Linked DNA regions of Homo sapiens: region 2 is linked to region 1. Evidence: chromatin contacts called from ENCODE Hi-C or POLR2A ChIA-PET data. All regions are on one chromosome and are shown on one strand. Each heading gives the region's core, a stretch centred on a gene start or an enhancer-like site at or near the end of the contact. The rest is flanking DNA. Distances are from core to core; before and after follow the strand shown.

What was found. Hi-C counts contacts between places; a loop is a spot of excess contacts on that map. ChIA-PET counts read pairs that join two places held with the same protein, here RNA polymerase II (POLR2A). Pooled maps may share reads with other maps.
Region 2: a loop to region 1 is called in a map of CD4-positive, alpha-beta memory T cell, with 2.1 times the contacts of the local background. The contact joins the promoter of RAPSN here to the enhancer-like site in region 1. A Hi-C loop is called at or near these places in 2 of 168 maps with a recorded cell type or tissue (CD4-positive, alpha-beta memory T cell and naive thymus-derived CD4-positive, alpha-beta T cell) and 6 of 50 pooled maps. POLR2A ChIA-PET finds 5 or more read pairs at or near these places in 3 of 52 experiments (activated CD8-positive, alpha-beta T cell, activated naive CD4-positive, alpha-beta T cell and common myeloid progenitor, CD34-positive).

Annotation. Positions count from the first base shown.
Region 1 is chr11:47,327,232-47,332,059 of GRCh38, forward strand. It overlaps MADD (MAP kinase activating death domain), which reads left to right. Exons shown (of 37, transcript NM_001376571.1): 36 at 1,427-1,473; 37 at 1,815-2,800. The coding sequence ends at 1,919. It overlaps MYBPC3 (myosin binding protein C3), which reads right to left. Exons shown (of 35, transcript NM_000256.3): 34 at 4,614-4,650; 35 at 4,175-4,485. The coding sequence ends at 4,640. Among named protein-coding and RNA genes, the nearest start is that of MYBPC3, 23 kb to the right of the region's middle. Within about 2 kb of position 3,546, at least 8 of the 41 ENCODE cell types and tissues checked have a DNase peak (open chromatin) inside an H3K27ac peak, as active enhancers do.
Region 2 is chr11:47,447,886-47,453,245 of GRCh38, forward strand. It overlaps RAPSN (receptor associated protein of the synapse), which reads right to left and starts at 1,251. Exons shown (of 8, transcript NM_005055.5): 1 at 888-1,251; 2 at 1-265. The coding sequence starts at 1,079.

The DNA of each region.
Region 1 (4,828 bases), core at 2,296-4,795:
CCTCTGTGCCAGACAAAGGGGCACCGGGCGTCGCAGGCAGACTCACTTGAGGGACAGAGGAGTCTAGCGGGACAGCTGTAGCCGGAAGCTGGGAGCCAGCGCTAGGGAGTGGTGTAGTGGGTTCTCACCCTGGGGCTTTGAGTTCCTGCTGTGTTTGTGCTTCATTCTTTTGTGCCCCTCATCGCTGCTATGAAAACCTTCGTTCTCCAGCAGGTAAAGTGACCTCGGCTCGTGCTGCCTCTCCCCAGGTCTCTGCCTTGGGCCCTGCCCTGGGTGGGTAGCTCCCATCGAACCAGCTCCTCACACTGCCAGCTCGTCTCTTCCTTTCTCCCCTACCCTCTTTCTTCCTACCTTGCCTCCCCCTTCTCACCGGCTCACTGGACTTTCCTCCCCGTGTGTTCCCTTCTCTCTTCTGTCAGAGAGATACTTGGGGGAATCTTCCAACTCGGGAGAATGGCCTGGGGCTTCTTGCTCTACCTTTGATGAGTTTATTCCCTGCTGACCCTGGGTTCCCCCAAATTCTACCTCCCAGGGTCAGAAGAAGGTACGGCCAATTCTCCTCCTGCCTTTTCTGGCCCCCAGGGAGATGCCAGGCCCCTCTGCTCCCAGTCTCAAGGGGCCATGATGGTGGCTGAGCCTGGGGGGCCTACTCCTTCCTCTGGCCAAGCAGAACCCCTGCATGGCTGGAGCGGGGGGACTCTCACTCTTGCCTTCTGGGCTGTGGACATGTGTGTATTTTGCCTGATGCTCCCTGTCACCTCCCTCCCTGGGTGCTGTACTCGCCTGTCTTCTGCTGGGTGTGTTGCTCCAGAGCCCTCAGACGCTCTCCCTCACACAGGCAGGTCTGGGCTTCTCCTGCCACTCAGGGAAGGACACTGCCACATCCTGTGGGTTTATATCATGTTACCTCTTCATCCAGCCTCAAGACCCTCTGTGTAGGGGGCTGGGAATAACGGGAACTGTGTTTAACATGACCCAATTTTCAGGCTGGTGACGAGTTCACGGGTGTCTCAGCAAAGTTGGACACAAGCTAGAGAGAGCTCTCTCCTCCCAGCCAAAACCTGGGAATTCCCCACTGCAGCTCCTCAGGGGCCCTGGACAGTAGCTGTGACCAGGCTGGTGAAAGGCCCGTCCCTCCCATCCAGGGCTTTCAAAGAAGTGGGTAGAATCACGGCCATCAAGTAAACGCCACTGCGGATGACAGAGGCCTAGCTGAGGAGGCTAGGGCCATGTCCTCCCAGCTGGCAGAGTCTGGACAGAGCCTCTGGTGGCCTCTGCCCTGTCATAGCCTAAGCTGCTGCAGCCACTGTGAGAGGCCACAGAGGGGAAGGGGACCCTGACGCCGGGCGCTGCCGCCTGGGGGAGCATGGCACGATTGCTCTTAGTGTTGAACTTTCTGTTTTGTCTCTTGCCCGTCCGGTTTTAGTTCCTGAAATTAAAGAAGTGGTGAGCCACAAGTACAAGACACCAATGGTGAGTGTGCCGCTCAACCCTGATGGGCCACGGTGCGCAGGGCTCCCTGGGGGACCTTCGGACAGGAGGAGGGGAGGGCCCTCTGAGCGCACAGGGGTGAGTGGGGACCTCGTTTTGTTGCCAAAGGTTCAACTCAGGCTGAAACAGGTCTTGAGCCCTGAGAGACAGACACACACACACGGATCCCCTCTCCCATGGGGACAGCTTCCTTGCTTGGAGCTCACGTTTAGCCCAGAGGCCCATGCCCAGTGTTAGGGCAGGAGTTGCCCATTGGCAGATCCTTCACATATGGAGATGGAGGAGTCTCAGTATCGTGATCCGCCTGGTTTTCTCTCCTCTAGGCCCACGAAATCTGCTACTCCGTATTATGTCTCTTCTCGTACGTGGCTGCAGTTCATAGCAGTGAGGAAGATCTCAGAACCCCGCCCCGGCCTGTCTCTAGCTGATGGAGAGGGGCTACGCAGCTGCCCCAGCCCAGGGCACGCCCCTGGCCCCTTGCTGTTCCCAAGTGCACGATGCTGCTGTGACTGAGGAGTGGATGATGCTCGTGTGTCCTCTGCAAGCCCCCTGCTGTGGCTTGGTTGGTTACCGGTTATGTGTCCCTCTGAGTGTGTCTTGAGCGTGTCCACCTTCTCCCTCTCCACTCCCAGAAGACCAAACTGCCTTCCCCTCAGGGCTCAAGAATGTGTACAGTCTGTGGGGCCGGTGTGAACCCACTATTTTGTGTCCTTGAGACATTTGTGTTGTGGTTCCTTGTCCTTGTCCCTGGCGTTATAACTGTCCACTGCAAGAGTCTGGCTCTCCCTTCTCTGTGACCCGGCATGACTGGGCGCCTGGAGCAGTTTCACTCTGTGAGGAGTGAGGGAACCCTGGGGCTCACCCTCTCAGAGGAAGGGCACAGAGAGGAAGGGAAGAATTGGGGGGCAGCCGGAGTGAGTGGCAGCCTCCCTGCTTCCTTCTGCATTCCCAAGCCGGCAGCTACTGCCCAGGGCCCGCAGTGTTGGCTGCTGCCTGCCACAGCCTCTGTGACTGCAGTGGAGCGGCGAATTCCCTGTGGCCTGCCATGCCTTCGGCATCAGAGGATGGAGTGGTCGAGGCTAGTGGAGTCCCAGGGACCGCTGGCTGCTCTGCCTGAGCATCAGGGAGGGGGCAGGAAAGACCAAGCTGGGTTTGCACATCTGTCTGCAGGCTGTCTCTCCAGGCACGGGGTGTCAGGAGGGAGAGACAGCCTGGGTATGGGCAAGAAATGACTGTAAATATTTCAGCCCCACATTATTTATAGAAAATGTACAGTTGTGTGAATGTGAAATAAATGTCCTCAACTCCCTTCAGGCTCCCTGGCTGCCTTGTGTTAAATGACACCTCCTCTTGGCTCAGGCCTGAGGAAAGCTATCCCTGGACTCTAAAAAGTCACCTCAGGCTGGAAGGAAGGAAGGAGATGAGGTCATCCATGTCCAAGCTTTGGCACACGGAGGCCCCAGCTCCCCTGTTCTGGGCTCCTAGAGCAAGGCTGCGGGAGGAGCTTTCCTTCCTGGGCACCTGAGGGCCCTGCAGAGAGCTGGGCTGCCATGAATGAACAGGCTGCTAGAGGGAGCAGCCAGACTGGGCGTCCTCACCTGAACTGAGATTAAGTGAAAGAAAGCCAAGGCCCTGGCCCTCTCCGTTCCCTTACAGGTGGGTATGGTCGAGAGAGGTGTGGTGATTCAGCCAGGGCCTCCCACAGGGCCCCGGACTCCTGGCCAGGAGTGTCTTCCACTGCATAGAACTCCCAGAAGCTCCCCTAGGAGCTGCCTTCATGGAATTCTGTCCTGGAAAAACCTGGCTGCACTCTCAGGGAATTTGAGACCTGCTGGCTTCCCGCGCCCAAAAGGAAACAGATGCTCGGATTTAGGCTCCCCATGGGGGAAGTGAGAGCAGAGTGGGGCCCTGGCCCTGACACCTTTCTGGTGCCCAGCGTCCTGGACTGGATTGGGTTGCTGTCTCCCACCGGGGATATGGGTCTGAACCCGCTGCTGGCTTATTGCTGGCTGGGACTCCAAAGCCACCTAGTGCAGCTCCACCCCAGCACAATCACAACACTGAGATTCTGCCTCACCCCACCTCCAGGCGGTTGTGACCACGGCCCCTGGCACAAGGATCACGCTGAGCACCTGGGACCAGTTAAATGCACTTTCCGCTGTCACAGCTCAGTTTCATCATCTGAAGAGTGAATGCTGTAGGGGAAGACAGGTTCCTTCTAGCGTTAATGTTTTATGAACTCAGAAACCACTCTGGGCCTGGTTTAATCATCGGGAAAACAAAACAAAAAACAGTATCTGCTCTCACTTTGCTGTGAAGATCAATGTCCCTGGGCTTTTTTCTTTTTTTTTTTTTGAGACATGGTCTCACTCCATCACCCAGGCTGAAGTGCAGTGGCATGATCTCGGCCCACCTCAAACTCTACCTCCTGGGTTCAGGTGATTCTCCTGCCTCAGCCTTCCAAATAGCTGGGATTATAGGCGCGCCACCTTGCCCAGCTAATTTTTGTATTTTTAGTAGAGACGGGGTTTCACCATGTTGGCCAGGCTGGTCTTGATCTCCTGACCTCAGGTGATCGGCCCGCCTCCGCCTCCCAAAGTGCTGGGATAACAGGCATGAGCCACCGCACCTGGCCATCCCCTGTGCATTTTTATGAAAACAGGCACACCGAAATTGAGAAGAGTGAGTTCTCTGTGACTGCACTTATCTTTTATTGCCCAATAAACATTGGGAAGACATAGCAGGCCAGAAAGGCCTGTCCCCAGACATTGTTTCTTGAGGCCACCCTCCTTTTACCCCAAAGATCCAGGGGCTTCCTTCAGGAGCCCTGTGGACCAGTCTGTGCAACACCCACTCAGGACTGCCCGACAACTGCCCTGCTGATCCCCCATCGCAGCACAGGAGACACACTTGTCACACATACATCCAACAGTAGGGAGGGGTTTCCCCAACTTCCCTCCAGGCTCCTGGCACGGGGCTGGCATCCGGTTGTACCTGCAACACAGGTTATCTTACGAGTGAATGGAGGGCCCCTACAGCCTCCCATTTACTGATGGCTGCCCCAGGACCAAGGGCCAGGGCTCAGCCACTGACTTGTGCCCTGGGTGTCGGGTGGTACATACCTGGCCATCCCCAGGAGCCAGCCTGGTCACTGAGGCACTGCAGAAGAGGAGGCCATGTCACTGTGTCCTCCCAGCCTTCTGGAAGCTATTGCCCATCTGGGCGTGGCAGGGTCCGTGCCCTTGCAGCCAGGGCAGGTGCTTGGCCGAGGACAACGGAGCAAAGCCCAGGGTCCCCACTGCCGCCCGCTCTTCCCATCTCCCAGGCCCTGGCCCCG
Region 2 (5,360 bases), core at 1-2,500, 120 kb after region 1:
CATAGCGCAGGGCCTTCTCGAAGCTCTCCAGGGCCTTCTGGAAGACGCTGAGGCCCAGGAAGGCATTGCCCATGCTCAGGCTGACCTGGCCTCCGAGCTGGGCACCTGCCCTGGTACCAGGCAGCCCAAGGCAGGTCTTGCAGTAGGAGATGGTCTTGTGAAACTCGCACAGCTTCTCGTTGCTGCGTGCCAGGTTCAGGTAGCTCTCCAGGAGGAAGTCGGCATCCTCCAGCTCCCGGGCCGTGTCGATCTGGACCACAGCGAACTGCACACAGCGACGGTGGGCAGGTGGTGCTCAGCCTGGACTCTGAGCCTTGGACCCCAGCCTGCACTGCAGGCTCAGACCTGGAGGCCCCACACCCACCCCCCAGCCTCACACCCAAAGCAGCAGATCCCAAAGCTTCTTTTCAGACCCAGAGCTTCTACCCGCCAGCCTCAGCTACCTTCCCTACACCCCAGCCTCACCTCCCAAGCTCAGGCTTGCAGCCTTCACCTTCTATCCCAAGCCTCAGATCTGGAGTCTCCACCACCCACCCACCCCCAGCCGCAACCCTGGAGCCCACACCCCGCCAGGCTCAGACACAGAACACCAGACAGGAAGGCTGAAACCTACAATGGGCTTGAGACCCACAAACCCTCGACCCTGAGGCTGGAGAACCTCAGTCTCAGAGACTCGGGCACCACAGTTCAAGGCCACAGGCCTGAATCTGATGCCAAGACTCAGTATCTAAGACCCAGGGCCTTAGATATAAATTCAGAGCCTCGGGCCCTGGCTGCCAGCCTGTGGGACACAGGGGAGCCCGAGGAGGCCGAGAGGGGACTGGGGAGCCTGGGAGACATCCGGCCCCAGCCTGACCCTCGAACGCCCCCAGGCCGGGTACACCCACCTTCAGCATCTCCTTGTAGCGGCCCATCTCCGAGTGGGCTGTGACCAGGCAGCCCAGCACGCGGAAGCGCCCCATGAGGTCCGAGCTCTTCTCCAGCACCTTTGTCCACACCTGCAATGCCTTCTCTGTCTGGTTGGACTGGTACAGCTGGAGCCCCTTCTCGATCTGCTGCTTGGTCTGGTCCTGCCCCATCCTCCCCAAGCCCTGTGTCCCACGTGGGGTGATCCCTGGTGGCTCCGTGCCTCTAGGCACTCATGGGGCAGGAATCACAGTGCCAGCTGCCCCCCGAAACGTGGGAACAAAAGCAGCGTCGGGTGGGAGCCGGAATGGGGCCTGGATGGAGAGCAGGCGCCACCCTGGGAACAAAGCTGGTTCAGCCCGTCTGCAGCTGTCGCTGCCAGTTGGGGCCACATGGCCTCTGAGGAATGTCAGCAGCAAGGTCACGTGGGCCTCTGCTGCACCCACCCGCGAGCTGGGACGTGGCTTCCCTGAGCATACAGGCACCTTGCCACCTGGGCACCCCCTTGGGCGTCCCTTAGGCACCTCTGACACTGACCCTGACCGCCCTGGCAGCACGGGCCCTCCCAGCAGCCTTGCCAAGGGGCCAGCTCCAGCAAGTGGGCAGGCCTTGGGCTAGAGGTGCTCGGGGGAAGGAGAGCGAGGCTGGACCTGCAGGTCCGGGGAAGCCAGGTGAGCGCCCAGCCCTGCTTCTTCCCCATCAAGACACCCCTGACCGCAGCATCCCCTGGCTCTGTTCCTGAAATTCACTGAGCACCGTGGGTCACTCATCCAGGCCCAGGCTGACACCATTCACCAACTCTCACCTTAGAGAGTCTGGGAAAGACCTCCAGCTGGTGAGAGGCCTGAGCTCTAGCCTGGCTTCCTTCGAACTCTCAGTGGGACCCTAGCCAAGTGACCTGGCACCGTGGACTGAAGAGAGGAATGGTACCTGGCTCACTGGACTGCTATGAGAACTCAATGACGAAAGAGTTGAGAAGGACTTAGGACAGTGCCCGGCACAGGAAACCCCGCATGTGCTGCAAGAGGCTATTTTGCTCCATGGCAAATCCCCACCCGGGCCAGAACCCAGCCCTTGAAGTTTCAATGTCTCACTTCCAATCCCAACCCCGGGCTGAAAGGGTCCTCATAATGAGATTTAACACCAGATACTGTGGAGAAGGGCAAGGTCTTATGTAGTATTGGGGCCCCCGCTAGCAGGCCAGCTCATCCAGCCCCCCTTTCTCCTCTCTCTGCATGCCAGCCTTCTTCCTGCCCCAGGGCAAAAGTTTATCCTTTCTGGCTGGGCAATTCAGTGGTTTTTAGTATATTCACAGAGATGCACATTAATTGCCACTAATTCCAGAACATTTTAACCACCCCAAAAAGGAGACGCACACCCATCAGCAGTTACACCACTCCATTCCCCACCTTGATATGACTGAATCATGTCCCCCCGCAACCAAACGCATATGTTTAAGTCCTAACACTCAGTATCTCATAAGGTGACTGTCTTTGGAGACAGGGTCTTTAAAGGGTGATTAAGGTAAAATGAAGTCACATTGTACCTCATCCAGTTAAGACTGGTATCCCCCCCCCCTTTTTTTTGAGACAGGGTCTCACTCTGTCACCTAGGCTGGAGTGCAGTGGTGCAGTCACAGCTCACTGCAACCTCTACCTCCTAGGCTCAAGTGACCCTCCCACCTCAGTCTCCTGGGTAGCTGAGACCACAGCTGTCTAGTTTTTGTAGAGATGGGTTTCACCATGTTGCCCAGGCTGGTCTTGAACTCCTGGAGGTGGAGGTTTCAGTGAGCCGTGATTGTGCCACTGCACTCCAGCCTGAGCACCAGAGCAAGACCTTGTCTCAAAAAATAAATAAACAATAAATTTTTATTTTTAAAAATTATTTTTGAGACGGAGTTTTGCTCTTGTTGCATAGGCTGGAGTGCAGTGGCACAATCTCAGCTCACTGAGACTTCTACCTCCCGGGTTCAAGCAATTCTCCTGCCTCAGCCTCCCAAGTAGCTGGGATGACAGGTGTATGCCACCACGCCTGGCTAAGTTTTTGTATTTAGTAGAGACGGGGTTTCACCATGTTGGTCAGGCTGGTCTTGAACTTCTGACCTCAGTTGATCCACCTGCCTCAGAGCCTCCCGAAGTATTGGGGTTATAGGCGTGAGCCACCATGCCTGACCACAATACTTTTTTTTTTTTTTGAGACACTTTCCCTCTGTCACCCAGGCTGGAGTGTGGTGGTGCCATCTTGGCTCACTGCAACCTTCACCTCCCAGGTTCAAGTGATTCTCCTGCCTCAGCCTCCTGAGTAGCTGGGATTACAGCTGCGCACCACCACACCTGGCTAATTTTTGTATTTTTAGTAGAGACGGGGTTTCACCATGTTGGTCAGGCTGGTCTGGAACTCCTGACTTCATGATCTGCCCACCTCTGCCTCCCAAAGTGTTGGGATTACAGGCGTGAGCCCCCGCACCTGGCCCACAATAAATGTTTAAAAAGGACACAGTCACACAGAAGAAGAGCACGTGAAGACACAGGGAGAAGATGGCTATCTACAAGCCCAGGAGCAAGGCCTTAGAATGAAACCAACTCTGCCAATTCCTTGATCTTGGACTTCTAGCGTCCAGAACTGTGAGAAAATAAATTTCTGTTATTTAAGCCACCTGGTGTCTATGGACCTGTCTATTGTGGACCCTTCACAGGAATGGAATCATACAATATGTGGTCATCTGTGACTGGCTTCTTTAACTTGGCATAATGTTTTCAAGATTCAACTATGTTTTCAACCGTATCAGAACTTCATTACTTATTGTGGTTGGTTAATACTCATTGTCTGGATATACATTTTGTTGATTCAGCAGTTAATAGGCATTTGGGTTGTTTCATTTTTGGCTACTATGAATAATGATGCTATAAAAATTCATGTACAAATTGGGCTGGGCACGGTGGCTCACGCCTGTAATCCCAGCACACTAGGAGGCTGAAGCAGGCAGATCACTTGAGCCCAGGAGTTGGAGACCAGCTTGGGAAACATAGCGAGACCCCATATCTACAAAAAATACAAAAAAAAAAAAAAATTAGCTGGGTGTGGTGGTGCACAGCTGTGGTCCCAGCTACTCGCGAGGCTGAGGCAGGAGAATCGCTTGAGCCTACAAGCTTGGACTGCAGTGAGCCGCAATCATGTCACTACACTCCAGCCTGGGTGACAGAGCGAGACCCTGTTTCAAAAAAATAAAAAATTCATGTACTAGGTTTTATGGGGACATGTTTTCATTTCTCTTAGGTATATGCTTGGAGCAGAAGTGTGAGTAATATGGCAACTGTTACATTCTGGTACCTGCCTACCTGTCTGCCCCAGGGCCTTTGCACCTCCTAATTCCTTCTCTGTTCACCACACCCACACTCTGCCTCGTAAGTCATAATTAGGATGAATCAGCATATTATCCTCTCATTGAATTACACTGCATTCTGATACAGGACTTATCTCTATAATTTTATTTTGAGACAGGGTCTCACTTTGTCGCCCAGGCTGGAGTGCAGTGGTACAATCTAGGCTCACTGAGGCCTCGACCTCCTGGGCTCAAGCCACCCTCCCACCTCAACCCTCGCAAGTAGCTGGCATTACAGGCAATGCCACCATGCCCAGCTAATTTTTATATTTTTAGTAGAGACGGGGTTTCACCATGTTGGCCAGGCTGGTTTTGAACTCCTGTGCTCAAGTGATCCGCTGGCCTGGGCATCCCAAAGTGCTGGGATTACAGGCGTGAGCCACCACGCCCAGCCTCTCTATAATTTTATATTAGTGAGGTTGTTTGCTGAATGTCTTTATTCTTCACTCAAATGAGGTCATATGGCTGGGCCCTAACCCAGGGCAGGACTTTGTCTCCTTCATTACTGACTGTATTCCCAGAGCAAGGCCCGGCACACTGTGGCCCCTCAATAAATGTCAAATATCGGTGAATGGGGAAGAAGCGGAGGAAAGACGGCTTCACCGGGAAATTCAGAGCAACTACACGGCCTGCTTCCTGAGAGCCCAACGGGTCAGAGGGGACGCTCTGGGGGTCAGAAGGCAAATGCCCCAGGCTCAACAGAGGCAGAGTGGGAGCAGGCTCTGGGACAGGTGGCTGGGCAAGGCCACCTGGACTCCCCAAAGGAGTGCTCCTAAGCCTGGGAAAGGGAGGGAGAGCTGGCTGGGGTCTTCTCTCATCTCAGGGAGGCCTGGGTTGATGCTGAGCTGCAGATGGGAGGGAAGCTGGGCCCACAGCGAAGGTGTGAAGGGCCAGCAGATTCTCCCCACTCCAAGGCCCAGACACTATTCACATTGAGTCTCTGGCAGGAAGGAATGGAGGAAGGGCGGCCTGCATCTACACCCCAACAGAGTTGGGGACCACAGCCTTCCTCTTTCCTGGGGAACTCAAATGACCTCAAAACTTGAAAACTTGATGGGATCAAGCTGTCCTT